Regions from separate parts of the Homo sapiens genome. Here all the other regions are linked to region 3. A link is a contact called in ENCODE Hi-C or POLR2A ChIA-PET data. All regions are on one chromosome and are shown on one strand. The core of a region is the stretch at or near the end of the contact, and the rest is flanking DNA. Distances in the headings are between cores, read along the strand shown.

Region 1 (4,097 bases), core at 510-3,009, 670 kb after region 3:
CTGAGGCCCAGCAATCCAAGGCACTGTCATGCCCCCAGCACTTTCCCGGTGGCCCGCCCGCCCCAGCTCTCTGTGTCCCTCCCCGCCACGCCCCGTCACAGTCCCCTGGCTAGGACCAGATCTGCCGCCCTCTCTCAGTCCTGACTGCGTAGGGCGGGTGGAAGGAGGACGGGGGAATCCCGAGAGCAGTTTTAGGGAGGGTCGGGCCCCTTCTCAGACCCCCTCCCTTCCATCAGTAGTCCTGACAGCCCCCAATCTCATCTTTCTCTAATGCTTCTCTCACCCGGCAGGAGACCCCGGGCCTCTCTTTCGGTCCCGTGGAGTTTCCGCCGGAGAGGCATCCAGTAGTTCCATAATGCCCCCAGGGCTTCAACTCCCCATCTTCCTCCCTTCTTTCTCTCTTTTATTTTTTTTTAAGTCTTTTTAATTTTTGTGGGTATACAATAGGTGTCTATATTTAGAGGGTACATGAGACGTTTTGATACAGGCATGCAATGCATAATAATCACATCCTGGAGAATGGGGTATCCCTCCCTTCTCTTTTGTATTTTATTTAATTAATTAATTTATTCATTTTTCGAGACAGAGCTTTGCTCTGTCGCCCCGGCTGGAGTGCAGTGGCATGATCTCGGCTCACTGCAGCCTTCAGCTCCCGGGTTCAAGCGCTTGTCCTGCCTCAGCCTCCCGAGCAGCTAGGATTACAGGAGCGTGCCACAACGCCGAGCTGATTTTTGTACGTTTAATGGAGACGGGGTTTCACCATGTTGACCAGGCTGGTCTCGAACTCCTGACGTCAAGTAATCCGCCCACCTCTGCCTCCCAAAGTGCTGGGATTAAAAGCGTGAGACACCGCGCCCGGCCCCTCCCTTCTCTTTTTTAAAACCTGCGTTCACCTAGCCTCCTTTCGAAAAGGACCCCACTGGATCTCAAGGGGCCAATGTTGCCTGAGCGAATTCCGCCTGGGAGGAAGGGGGCGGCCACGTTGGCAAGGCATCGTGCCTGGCTCACCCTAAAGCGCGCAGCTCTAAGGGTGGGCTCTAGGGCCTGGGTGGAGCGAGCCTACCGCCTTTTCAGAAGAGGTCACGCCCGCTTCCCCACGCGCCTCGGGGAACAGCCTGGCCCAAAGCCTCACTCCTCACGTCCCAGGGGTGGACGGGGGTCCGGGAGCCTCGAGCTCCGGGCAGGCGTGGCGAGGCTGAAGTCTGGGTCTTCCGCGCCCCGCGAGGACCACGCCGCGACGTAATCGCCCGCGGGGAGGCGCGGAGTGGAGCCGCAGCCAGCTCCTCCCGCACTCTGCTGACCGCGCACTAGCTGTCCTTGAGGCAAGAATACTTGGGAGCGGAAAAAAGGTGGGGGTGTTCCCCGGGGCGGGGGAGGAGGGGCAAGGCCCCAGCAAGCCTCTTGGAAATCTCTCCCTGGGAGGGGACGAGGGGCGGCCTTCAGTTGCAAATGGGAAGGGCTCGGATACCGGATTTGAAGCAGTGTTTGCACGGCAAGCGCAGCTTTTATTTAGACTGCCGGTTTGTGAGGGTTGGCTCTCAGAGCGCTGATGGCGATTATAGTGGAACTTCACCTTCACCTGCTCATGCGCCCCGCAGCGCGCCCGCTCCCACGCCCGCGTAGCTGAGGACCCAGACTCGCCAGGAAAGGCTAGTGAGGCTGGGGCCCGGGCGGGCCCGGCCGGGCCGGGTCAGGGGAGGGGCCTGGCGGCAGGGGCGGGGCCTCAGCTAAAGGCGCGGAGCACCCGGCGCCGAGAGCGCTGAGTAGAGCGGCGCCCGCTCGAGAGAAGTGGGGCCGAGATCGCGCCGTCCCAGCCCGCCCGCCGGCGTCTGCGCTGCTCCGGCGCCCTTACCCCTGCTGGCCCTTGCAAGGCGCGACCGGCGGCCATGCAGCCCCGGGGCTGAGGCCGCCCCATGGCAAAGCCGGCGGTCCCGGCGACGACGGCGCATGGAGAACTTCCGTAAGGTGCGCTCCGAAGAGGCGCCAGCGGGGTGCGGGGCCGAGGGAGGCGGCCCGGGCTCCGGCCCCTTCGCAGACCTGGCGCCGGGCGCGGTGCACATGCGGGTCAAGGAAGGCAGCAAGATCCGGAACCTGATGGCCTTCGCCACCGCCAGCATGGCGCAGCCAGCCACGCGCGCCATCGTCTTCAGCGGCTGCGGCCGGGCCACCACCAAAACCGTCACGTGCGCCGAGATCCTCAAGCGCCGCCTGGCGGGCCTGCACCAGGTCACGCGGCTGCGCTACCGGAGCGTACGCGAGGTGTGGCAGAGCCTCCCGCCTGGGCCCACGCAGGGTCAGACGCCTGGCGAGCCGGCCGCTAGTCTCAGCGTACTTAAGAACGTGCCCGGCCTCGCCATCCTACTTTCCAAGGACGCGCTGGATCCGCGACAGCCCGGCTACCAGCCCCCGAATCCCCATCCTGGTCCCTCGTCCCCGCCAGCCGCGCCAGCGTCCAAGAGGAGCCTAGGGGAACCCGCAGCTGGAGAAGGCTCCGCGAAGCGATCGCAACCCGAGCCAGGGGTTGCGGACGAGGATCAGACGGCCTGAAACTCCGGACTGTGGGCCACCTAGTCCGGCAGGATCTTCCGCCAGCGCCTCCACCTTCAGATGTACCTCCAGCCTTTCACTCCTCGGTCCTCCGGAGCCCACAACCTGGACACAGCTCCTCAAGACAGGTAGCATGGACCTTAAGGCGACAAGAGAGGGGCCCCAGGAGTGGCAGGAGAGGATCCCCGACCACCCTAGGGAAACTTCGTGCGATAATTGCTGCTTATGCCCGTGTTGCGTGAAGACACGGAACTTCACCTTTTCTGGGACCTTCTTTGGGGGAGAATGGTGGACAGTGGGATTCTGGAAACTTGTTTGGGACCCCCAAGGGTTAAAGCCACCCAGCATTCACGAAGAGCACCTGAAGTATGGAAGCTGAGAAGAGTTATTGGAATCACCCCCACCGTTGACAGAGGAAGGCAGGGGGTGAGAATTAACTGCTTGAGGGTAGGAGAGTCTGAGATGTGGGGGCCCTATTCCGCTCCCCGCCCTGGGACAGTTTTCCTTTCTAGTTTTCTTTCCCCTGCTTCAGAGGAGCATCTCTGAGGGTTCTAGCTCTTTTAACACCCCTTTTCCCCCTGCTGGCCCAGAGGGAGACCCAGGACTGAACTCTCCAGGCCTCCTCCCCTGAGCCCTGCAGCTGGCTGGAGTCTTGCTTCCAATAAAACAAGCACAAAAATGGCTGTGTCCCCCATTTTTTTTCTAACCACCCGCCTGTGCAGAGACAGCTCTCGCCTGGCCCCTTGTGTCTCCCCTCCCCTCCAGCCTTGCGTCCTGAGTCTTTGGAGTCTTCAGGGTCAGGCACAGAGACTGAACAGCTTCAAAATGGTGCAAGGCACTGCCCAGTCCCTGGCTTCTTCCTCTCTCCTCCCCCACTCCGCCCTCCCGGGCTGGCCCTGGCCTCAGAGGCTGTTGCAAATGGGGGCCCGTGTACCCCTGTACATCGCCACTAAGGGAAAGGGAGCGGCACATTGTTTTTCTGGGAGGGGAAGGAAGGAGTGGAAGGACAGCATCGATGAACTCTCCTGGAGGTCACTGCAAAGGGTGGCAGACCCTGCTGAGGTCCCTGAATCTGCAGCCTCCAGACAATAAACTGAACCTTACCCAGAAGGCTGGCACAAAGCCCCCAGCTCTGTGGGTAGGATCTCCCCTTCACTGCCCTCTCTCTGAGAAAGGACAGCACACCCTTGGGAAAGGGGGAGGAGAGAGACTGAGCACAAATCCACTGCTGGAAATTACTATTCAGCAGAGAAGCTGGGTCTTGGGCTGTGAATCACTGCAGGCCTCCTGATAAGCTGCTGCCTCCAGCCCTGCACAGCTGTCTGTTGAGAGATAACAGCCTCATAAGCTTCTCTGCCCAACTCCAAGCCAGCTGGGGGGTGGGGGTGCTGCTGTGTGCTGGAAGAGCTCTGGTGAGTTGGGGGTGGCATACAGCCCCAGGATCTCAGAAGCAGATCTCATCCCATGCAACTCAGCAGCACCCCTGGAAAGGGGGAGATGCGGAAGAATGTATTTATAAGTCATTTTGCTGGCAGAACCCTGAAATAAAT
Region 2 (3,710 bases), core at 818-3,317, 690 kb after region 3:
GTCTAGCTCTGTCACCCAGGCTGGAGTGCAGTGGTGTGATCTCGCCTCACCGCAACCTCCACCTCCTGGGTTCAAGTGATTTCTGGCTAATGTTAGTAATTTTAATAGAGATGGGGTTTCACCATGTTGGCCAGGCTGGTCTCAAACTCCTGACCTCAAGTGATCTCCTGGCCTTGGCGGCTCAAAGTGCTAGGATTACAGGCGTGAACCACCGTGCTCGGCCTTAATTTCTTTATGGCCAGCTGTTACATAGAAAGGCAAAGAGAAAGGTTAGAGCAATATTTTTAGGCTTTATGGCTGGCTTTGGGACAAAGGGGTTCTACTTTCTAGACCCCCTCTTGGGGAGGAGGGATTCTAGTTTCTGTGGCATGCCTGGAGGGAGAGTAAGGGGCAAGAGACAAGAGGGCAGAAGGTCAGAGAGAAACTGCTTCATAGGCCTTCACTTTGTGGTATTGTTTTCTAAGCCCCAGCACTAGGTTGGTGGGAAACGGTGAGGGCAGGTGCTTTGAAAACATTTTAAAAATCCTTTTCCCCGCCAGGTTCCTACCCACTGAAGCCACACTGCTAGGGAGGAAAAAGAGAAGGGCAGATGCTGAGGCCCTGGAGAGTCGGCCTGAAGTGAGGAAGTGGCACATGAATGGCCACCTTTTCTTTCCTCAGTGTGCCCAGGGATAGAGAATGGGAGACAGCAAGACAGAATACAATGTCTCATTAACTCTGGGCAGCATCCAGATACTTCAGGCCTGGGAGAGGTGTCCTTGACTGCCCAGGGGCTCAAAGTTAGGATGTAGCTAGTGAGATAAGATGCAACAACTGTGGAACTTGATCAACCCTATTTCAGAGCCATCGTGGATTCAGGAGCCCTCCTGTAGGAGATGGGAAACATTCAGGTGAGAGTCCTCAGAACTGGGGATGTGGCGAAAAGATCCTTGACTGCCAGCAGCAACCTAATTTCTGAGCCTCTTTCCTAATCTGTGAAATGAAGTAGTTTAACTCATTTTTTATGCAAGCTGGTTTGTGATATAAGAATATGTACTAATAAAATCCCTTACGCATAGGCCTTTTTTTTTTTTGAGATGGAGTTTTGATCTTGTTGCCCAGGCTGGAGTGCAATGGTGCGATCTCAACTCACTGCAACCTCTGCCTCCTGGGTTCCAGCAATTCTCCTGCCTCAGCCTCCCAAATAGCTGGGATTACAGGCATGCGCCACCACACCTGGCTAATTTTGCATTTTTAGTAGAGACAGGGGTTTCTCCATGTTGGTCAGGCTGGTCTCGAACTCCCGACCTCAGGTGATCCGCCCGCCTTGGGCTCCCAAAGTGCTAGGATTACAGGCGTGAGCAACCGCGTCCAGCGGCATTCTTTCCCCCATTCGCTGTTTTATTTTATGCCACAATGAGAAGGCGGGGCTAAGCAAAGTAGGTTTTTGTTTTGTTTGGTTTTTTTGAGACGGAGTTTCGCTCTTGTTGCCCAGGCTGGAGTGCAATGGCACCATCTCGGCTCACCGCAACCTCCTCCTCCTGGGTTCAAGCGATTCTCCTGCCTCAGCCTCCCGAGTAGCTGGGATTGCGGGCATGCGTTGCGCCACCACGCCTGGCTAATTTTGTATTTTTAGTAGAGACGGGGGTTCCTCCATGTTGCCCAGGCTGGTCTTGAACTCCCGACCGCAGGTGATCCGCCCGCCTCGGCCTCCCAAAAGTGCTGGGATTACAGGCATGAGCCACAGCGCCCGGGCGCAAAGTACGTATTTTTTATTATAGTTTGTTGTTATTGCTGTCATTCCTATTTTGAGGTGATTAAGTGCCCTCCTGGGCCTGACTCGAACAAGATCACGGTCGGTTGCTCCTCCCTCGCCTCCATTCCTACTTACAGGATGGCAGCTGCACGTCACCTGACCAGAGACAAGGCGGGACGCGAGGCTAACAGTTTGTCCTCAGCGCGCCGCCGTAGCCCCCGCCGCCGCCGGCCGCGCGGTGGCTCCTCCCGCCCACGCGCCAGAGTCGCAGTGGGCGGGCCTACGTGCTCCGCCCGCTGTGAGCCTGTCCGGCCCCCGCCCGCTCCGGAGCAACCCGCGAGCTTACACCGGCTTCTCTCTGTCCTCAGCCCGCGCGCCGCCATCGCCGTCATGCTGGGCGCCGCTCTCCGCCGCTGCGCTGTGGCCGCAACCACCCGGGCCGACCCTCGAGGCCTCCTGCACTCCGCCCGGACCCCCGGCCCCGCCGTGGGTAAGGCCCCTGCTTGCCACTGCCCGCGCCCTCGTGTCCTTGCGGTGACCTGGGTCCCCGCTGCCACTCCGGGGCGGGCTCTCCCCGGCCTAGCCCTTGCCCTACCCTGGTTACTGAACCCGGTGACCGCGGGCCGCCCTGCCCGCCGCCTCGAGTAGTGGAGGACCTGAAAGCGCGCCCCCGGGGCCTCCCCCCGCGCAACTTCCTGGCTGTGCCACCGCGGACAGGTCAGATGTGGACCTGCTGTGGGCGCCGAGGAGGGGACGCAGCGCTCCCCTTCGGTTCCCGGGCCATGACCCTGCCCCAGCGCCGACCCTGCGGCCACCTGACCGAGAGTGGCCGCCGCCGGCCTGCAGCGCCTCGGCGAAGGTGACATTGAGCCTCCGGGCACGCCGCTTGGGGTCCGAGGACACAATATACTTCCGTATGGGACACACGATTATACTTTTCAATCAGGCATTTCTCGGTTAGCGATTAGTGTGTCACCTTCACAGCCTTTTCCATCATTTTTAGGGTCTGCTGTGCCACGTTCTAATTCTTCCACGTTTAAAATAGATGGAAGTGTGTGGTTGTTTCCTGATCTCCGGAAGATAGCCAGAGTTTTGATAGGGCTTATGATAAAAATATCACTCTTTTGAAAACTGAATGTCACAGACACAGGAATACTGGGTTTTACAAGCATAGGAACGCTTCGTGTTTTTTCCCCTTTGTAATAGAAGCCTGATTGCTGGAGTATGAGACGTGCTTCTGATTTTTGTCTATTTTCCTTCCCTTTATATGTGTGCTGGGAGGTTTTGAGTCCACCACCATAGAATAATTACAGTAATTGCACTTCGATCTTGGTCCGTGAAATTTAGCTTCTATGCATGCATATTATATTTTATTTTTGAACCTGCATCACTGGCAACTATGCATGCGTATTTAAACATAAGAACTCAGAAACTCGTTTCAGGGTATGCTGAAGTTAAAAATTAAAAAAAGAACTCAGCCGGGCGCGGTGGCTCATGCCTGTAATCCCAGCACTTTGGTAGGCCGAGGCGGGCGGATCACCTGAGGTCAGGAGTTCAAGACCAGCCTGGCCAACATGGTGAAACCCTGTCTGTACTAAAAATACAAAAAATTTAGCTGGGTGTGGTGGTGGGCGCCTGTAATCCCAGCTACTCGGGAGGCTGAAGCACAAGAATCGCTTGAACCTGAGAGGCGGAGGTTGCAGTGAGCCGAAATCGCGCCATTGCACTCCAGCCTGGCCGACAGAGCGAGACTCCGTCTCAAAAAAAAAAAAAAAAAAAAAAGAATATGTTTTGCTTCATTCATTTTAGACTTTTATCATTTGTCGTAGAACCATAAGGCTGGAGGGTACTTTATTTTTGTTTATTTATTTATTTTTAAATTAGAGACGGAGTGTCCCTATGTTGCCCAGGCTGGGCTTGAACTCCTGGGCTCAGGTGATCCTCCCACCTCAGCCTCCCAAAGTTTGGGATTATA
Region 3 (4,055 bases), core at 1,127-3,626:
AGGCATGAGCCACCACACCTGGCCAATGTTGCCCTTTTAAATAAATGTAGTCAGGCTTTTTTCTTAAATTAATTGATTTAAAGACATAAAGCACAGTGTGTGCATGTGGCCAACATTCTGAAGCTGAGATTCCAGAGGTAGCCCCTTCTGAAACACCCACTGGCTCTAAATGAACCCCTGGGCCAGGTGCTCTGGTTTTTGTTTGTTTTGAGACAGAGTCTCCAGGCTGAGTGCAGTGGCAGGATCACAGCTCACTGCAGCCATGACTTCCTGGGCTCAAGTGATCCTCCCACCTCAGCCTTCCAAGTAGTTGGGATCATGACTCATACCACTACACCTAGCTAATTTTTTTTTTGTGGAGATGGGTTTTTGTCATGTTGCCCAGGCTGGTCTCAAACTCATGGGCTACTTCCACCTTGGCCTCTCAAAGTGGTGGGATTACAGGCATGAGCCACAGTGCCTGACCTGGTTTTGTTTTGTTTTTTCAGTGATATGGGAAGTTATTCAGCTAGGTGTGAGTGAGGAACTAGAACATTTCTCCTGGACCTCCAGGCATGAATTTGGGAACTTCTTTCTCAGTCTCAGTCTATTTTCCTAAAATGTTTAAGGTCTTTATTCTTTTCTATGCAGCCCGACCATTAGATGTGACCTCCGTGGTTGTAAGGGATGGTTGTTTGGACACAAAATACCTAATATCCTGGGTGTCAAAATTCCCTAGTGAAGTCAGGCCCTGGACTTCTCTTTTTTGTCAGTCTCATAAATCAGGCAGACATGAGCTTTTATTTGTGGATGCACCAAATAAATACCCTAGTGGACAGCTTTGCTCAGCCTGGCCACTGAAAGAGCCACCTAAATAAAATCTCAGGTCCAGGCCGGGTGCGGTGGCTCACGCCTTTAATCCCAGCACTTTGGGAGGCCGAGGCGGGCAGATCATGAGGTCAGGAGATCGAGACCATCCTGGCTAACACAGTGAAACCCCGTCTCTACTAAAAATACAAAAAAATTAGCCGGGCATGGTGGCAGGCGCCTGTAGTCCCAGCTACTCAGTAGGCTGAGGCAGGAGAATGGCGTGAACCCGGGAGGCGGAGCTTGCAGTGAGCGGAGATTGCGCCACTGCACTCCAGAGCCTGGGCGACAGAGCGAGACTCCATCTCAAAAAAATAAAAAAAAATCTCACGTCCAGAAAAATTGGCCTTCCAGGGCCCCAGAACCCTTTTTACCAGTCTAGTAATAGCCTTTCATCAGCCTAATTTCCTATTCTTTTTAGTCTGAATGTATGGTGTAATGTGCATAAAATACACAAGTCCAAATTTTAGCATTCCGTGGACGCAAAATGTGCCAAAGGTGGATACTTTGCTTCTGTCATACATCGGTAGTCAACTTCCCTATACATCAAACTTTCAGCAAATTCAAACATTTTCCTTGAAAGCTGTGTTACTTTGGCCAAATTACTTAACCTCTCTGAGCTTCAGTGTGTCTACTTCCTCATGTCATGATTAAGAGTTAATATCTACTGGCTTAAAAAAGAAAAAAAAGGAAAAAAATTAAATGAGATGATGGGTGTGAAGCAGGGATTGGCTGAATGTAAGCATTCAATAAATATTCAGTTTTAAAATTGTAATCTCAGCCTTCCCGCCCTGCAGAGGCTACACCCTGGCAGGACTTAATCTCCTAAATCTCTGCCGCTTACCCTAGTCTTTTGCACCAATTTAATCATTCCTTCACGCAGGGTCTACTGAGCGCCATCCCTTGTGCTGGACTCTGGCTACTTAAATAGGAATCAAGCCAGGTCCCTACCATTGCTCAGCCCGCAGCCGAGTGGGAAAGAAGCTCGCAAAAGCAGCAAACAGGCAGTAATCGAGGTATGTATCTGCTTTTGTTAAGGGCAAGTGGGGGAGCGAAGGTCTGTGTCTGAAACTTGGGTGTGAGGGGTTAGTTGGAGTAATCCAGGCAATTGGCACTGCCCGTTTAAGAGCACGGGCCCAAGAGGGGAAGGGGACTCCAGGTGAAGCCCTAAGGCCCGGGAAGATCTGCGGGAGGCGGCAGGGCCCAGGGCGTTGAATGCCCGGCCACAAGATCAGCCTCCTCCCATTGGCGAAAGGAGCCCCGAAGAGCTTGTGTTCAGGAGGGAGGCCTCGGCCTGGTCAAGTCATCTAGCAGGAAGAGTCCCGGACAGTGCAAAGCAAATGCAAGAAGACCCCCTCCCTAGCCGATGGGAAATGCCCCAGCCGTTGAAGGCGGAAATAACGGCCTGTAGGCAACGGAACTCCCAGCGTTCGCAAAGGAGGGAGGAGCCGGAAACTCAGGGCGCGAGGCCTGTGGGCCCAGCGGTGAGGCAGCAGCTGGGGGCGGGGGGAGGGCGGACCTAGCTTCCCAGGGCAGGTGATTCGTCGGCCCCGGTGGCGGCGGCGCGTGCGACGGTCACCTCGGTTTGGGTGAGTCCCTGGGTTCGAGCCCGGGCCCCGCCAGCTGCCGAGTTGCCTCTCGGTGCCGGACTGTGACTCCCTCTGGCCGGCCCTGCACTCTGGCCTCCTGGGACGTCATCTGGAGGGATAGAGCCAGGCCTGGGACTCCTTTTGGGAGAGTTTCCGTTCTTCTATTCCGTGCTGTCCGGCCAGGACCCCTCAGGGACTTCTGTGGGGCAGGGGCGAATCATGCATGGCCTAGATGACCCCATGCCTAGAAAAAGGCAGTGCGGGGCGGTGGCGGCGCGCACGGCCGAGTGAAGCAGATAGCGTCCCCGGGGCTGGAGCCCGGTAGCAGGGGTAGGGAAACGCGGAGGCTGCCAGGATGCGGACCCAGGGGACGCGAGGCGGGGGCGCCGGATGGGGAGACGCGAAGGAGGGGGAAGGGGATGGGGGAGGGGGCTAGACAGGGAGGGAGGGTGGAGCGTGGGCGGGGCCTGGGGCGGGTCGGACTTTAGGGAGTTGGAGCGGGGGTTACTGGTGCTAAGACCACCTGGGGCTAAGGTCCGAACACTTGGAGGCAGCACCATCCAAGGAATGGGTTGAAACAGCAGGAGCCCGGCGGGGCGCAGTGGCTCACGCCTGTAATCCCAGCACTTTGGGAGGCCGAGGTGGGCGGATCACCTGAGGTCAGGAGTTTGAGACCAGCCTGACCAACATGGTGAAACCCCATCTGTACTAAAAATACAAAAAAAATTAGCCGGGCGTTGTGGCGCGTGCCTGTAATCCCAGCTACTCGGGAGGCTGAGGCAGGAGAATCGCTTGAATCCGGGAGATGGAGGTTGCAGTGAGCCGAGATCATGCCACTGCACTCCAGCCTGGGCAACAAGAGCGAAACTCTGTCTCAAAAAAAAAACAACAACAACAAAGAAAAAACAAAACGAAACAGCAGGAACCCGCCAAGAACAGCCTTGAAGGAAGGTAAAGGAACCGCCCCAGTATCCAGGACATCAGTTTTTCTTTTTTTTTTCTTTTTGAGACGAAGTCCAGGCTGGAGTGCAGTGGCACGATCTCGACTCACTGCAAGCTCCGCCTTACGGGTTCAAGCCATTCTCCTGCCTCAGCCTCCCGAGCATCTGGGACTACAGGCGCCCGTCACCATGCCTGGCTAATTTTTTTGTATTTTTTTTTTTTTTTTTAGTAGAGACGGGGTTTCACTGTGTTAGCCAGGATGGTCTCGATCTCCTAACCTCAGGTGATCTGCCCGCTTCAACCTCCCAAAGTGCTGGGATTACAGGCGTGAGCCACCGCGCCAGGCCCAGGACATCAGTTTCAAAGGTTGTGTGGTTCTTGGCAGAGCGGGAGCCCACACCAAGATAGTGCATGATAGGCCTAATAAAGGTGCTTTGGATTTGGTCATTACTTTGGTGATGAACTGAAAACATAATGACTTTTTAAAAATTTTTATCGGCCGGGCGCGGTGGCTCACGCCTGTAATCCCAGCACTTTGGGAGGCCGAGGCGGGCGGATCACGAGGTCAGGAGATCGAGACCATCCCGGCTAAAACGGTGAAACCCCGTCTCTACTGAAAATACAAAAAATTAGCCGGGCGTAGTGGCGGGCGCCTGTAGTCCCAGCTACTTGGGAGGC

Evidence for each region. Hi-C counts contacts between places; a loop is a spot of excess contacts on that map. ChIA-PET counts read pairs that join two places held with the same protein, here RNA polymerase II (POLR2A). Pooled maps may share reads with other maps.
Region 1: a loop to region 3 is called in a pooled map, with 8 times the contacts of the local background. The contact joins the promoter of RPP25 here to the promoter of SNUPN in region 3. A Hi-C loop is called at or near these places in 4 of 50 pooled maps. POLR2A ChIA-PET finds 5 or more read pairs at or near these places in 3 of 52 experiments (IMR-90, activated T-cell and naive thymus-derived CD4-positive, alpha-beta T cell).
Region 2: a map of B cell shows a loop between it and region 3 (9-fold over the local background). The contact joins the promoter of COX5A here to the promoter of SNUPN in region 3. A Hi-C loop is called at or near these places in 3 of 168 maps with a recorded cell type or tissue (B cell, CD4-positive, alpha-beta T cell and naive thymus-derived CD4-positive, alpha-beta T cell), 3 of 37 single-sample maps with no recorded cell type and 10 of 50 pooled maps. POLR2A ChIA-PET finds 5 or more read pairs at or near these places in 1 of 52 experiments (GM12878).

Annotation. Positions count from the first base shown.
Region 1 is chr15:74,954,434-74,958,530 of GRCh38, reverse strand. RPP25 (ribonuclease P/MRP subunit p25) reads left to right here and starts at 1,759. Exons shown (of 1, transcript NM_017793.3): 1 at 1,759-4,097. The coding sequence starts at 1,948. The coding sequence ends at 2,547. RefSeq lists enhancers at 1-147, 1,142-2,075, 2,076-3,009, 3,010-3,943 and a silencer at 1,467-2,116.
Region 2 is chr15:74,936,430-74,940,139 of GRCh38, reverse strand. COX5A (cytochrome c oxidase subunit 5A) reads left to right here and starts at 2,067. Exons shown (of 5, transcript NM_004255.4): 1 at 2,067-2,225. The coding sequence starts at 2,126. RefSeq lists a silencer at 1,814-2,373.
Region 3 is chr15:75,624,046-75,628,100 of GRCh38, reverse strand. SNUPN (snurportin 1) reads left to right here and starts at 2,376. Exons shown (of 9, transcript NM_005701.4): 1 at 2,376-2,435. RefSeq lists an enhancer at 2,008-2,197 and a silencer at 2,848-2,897.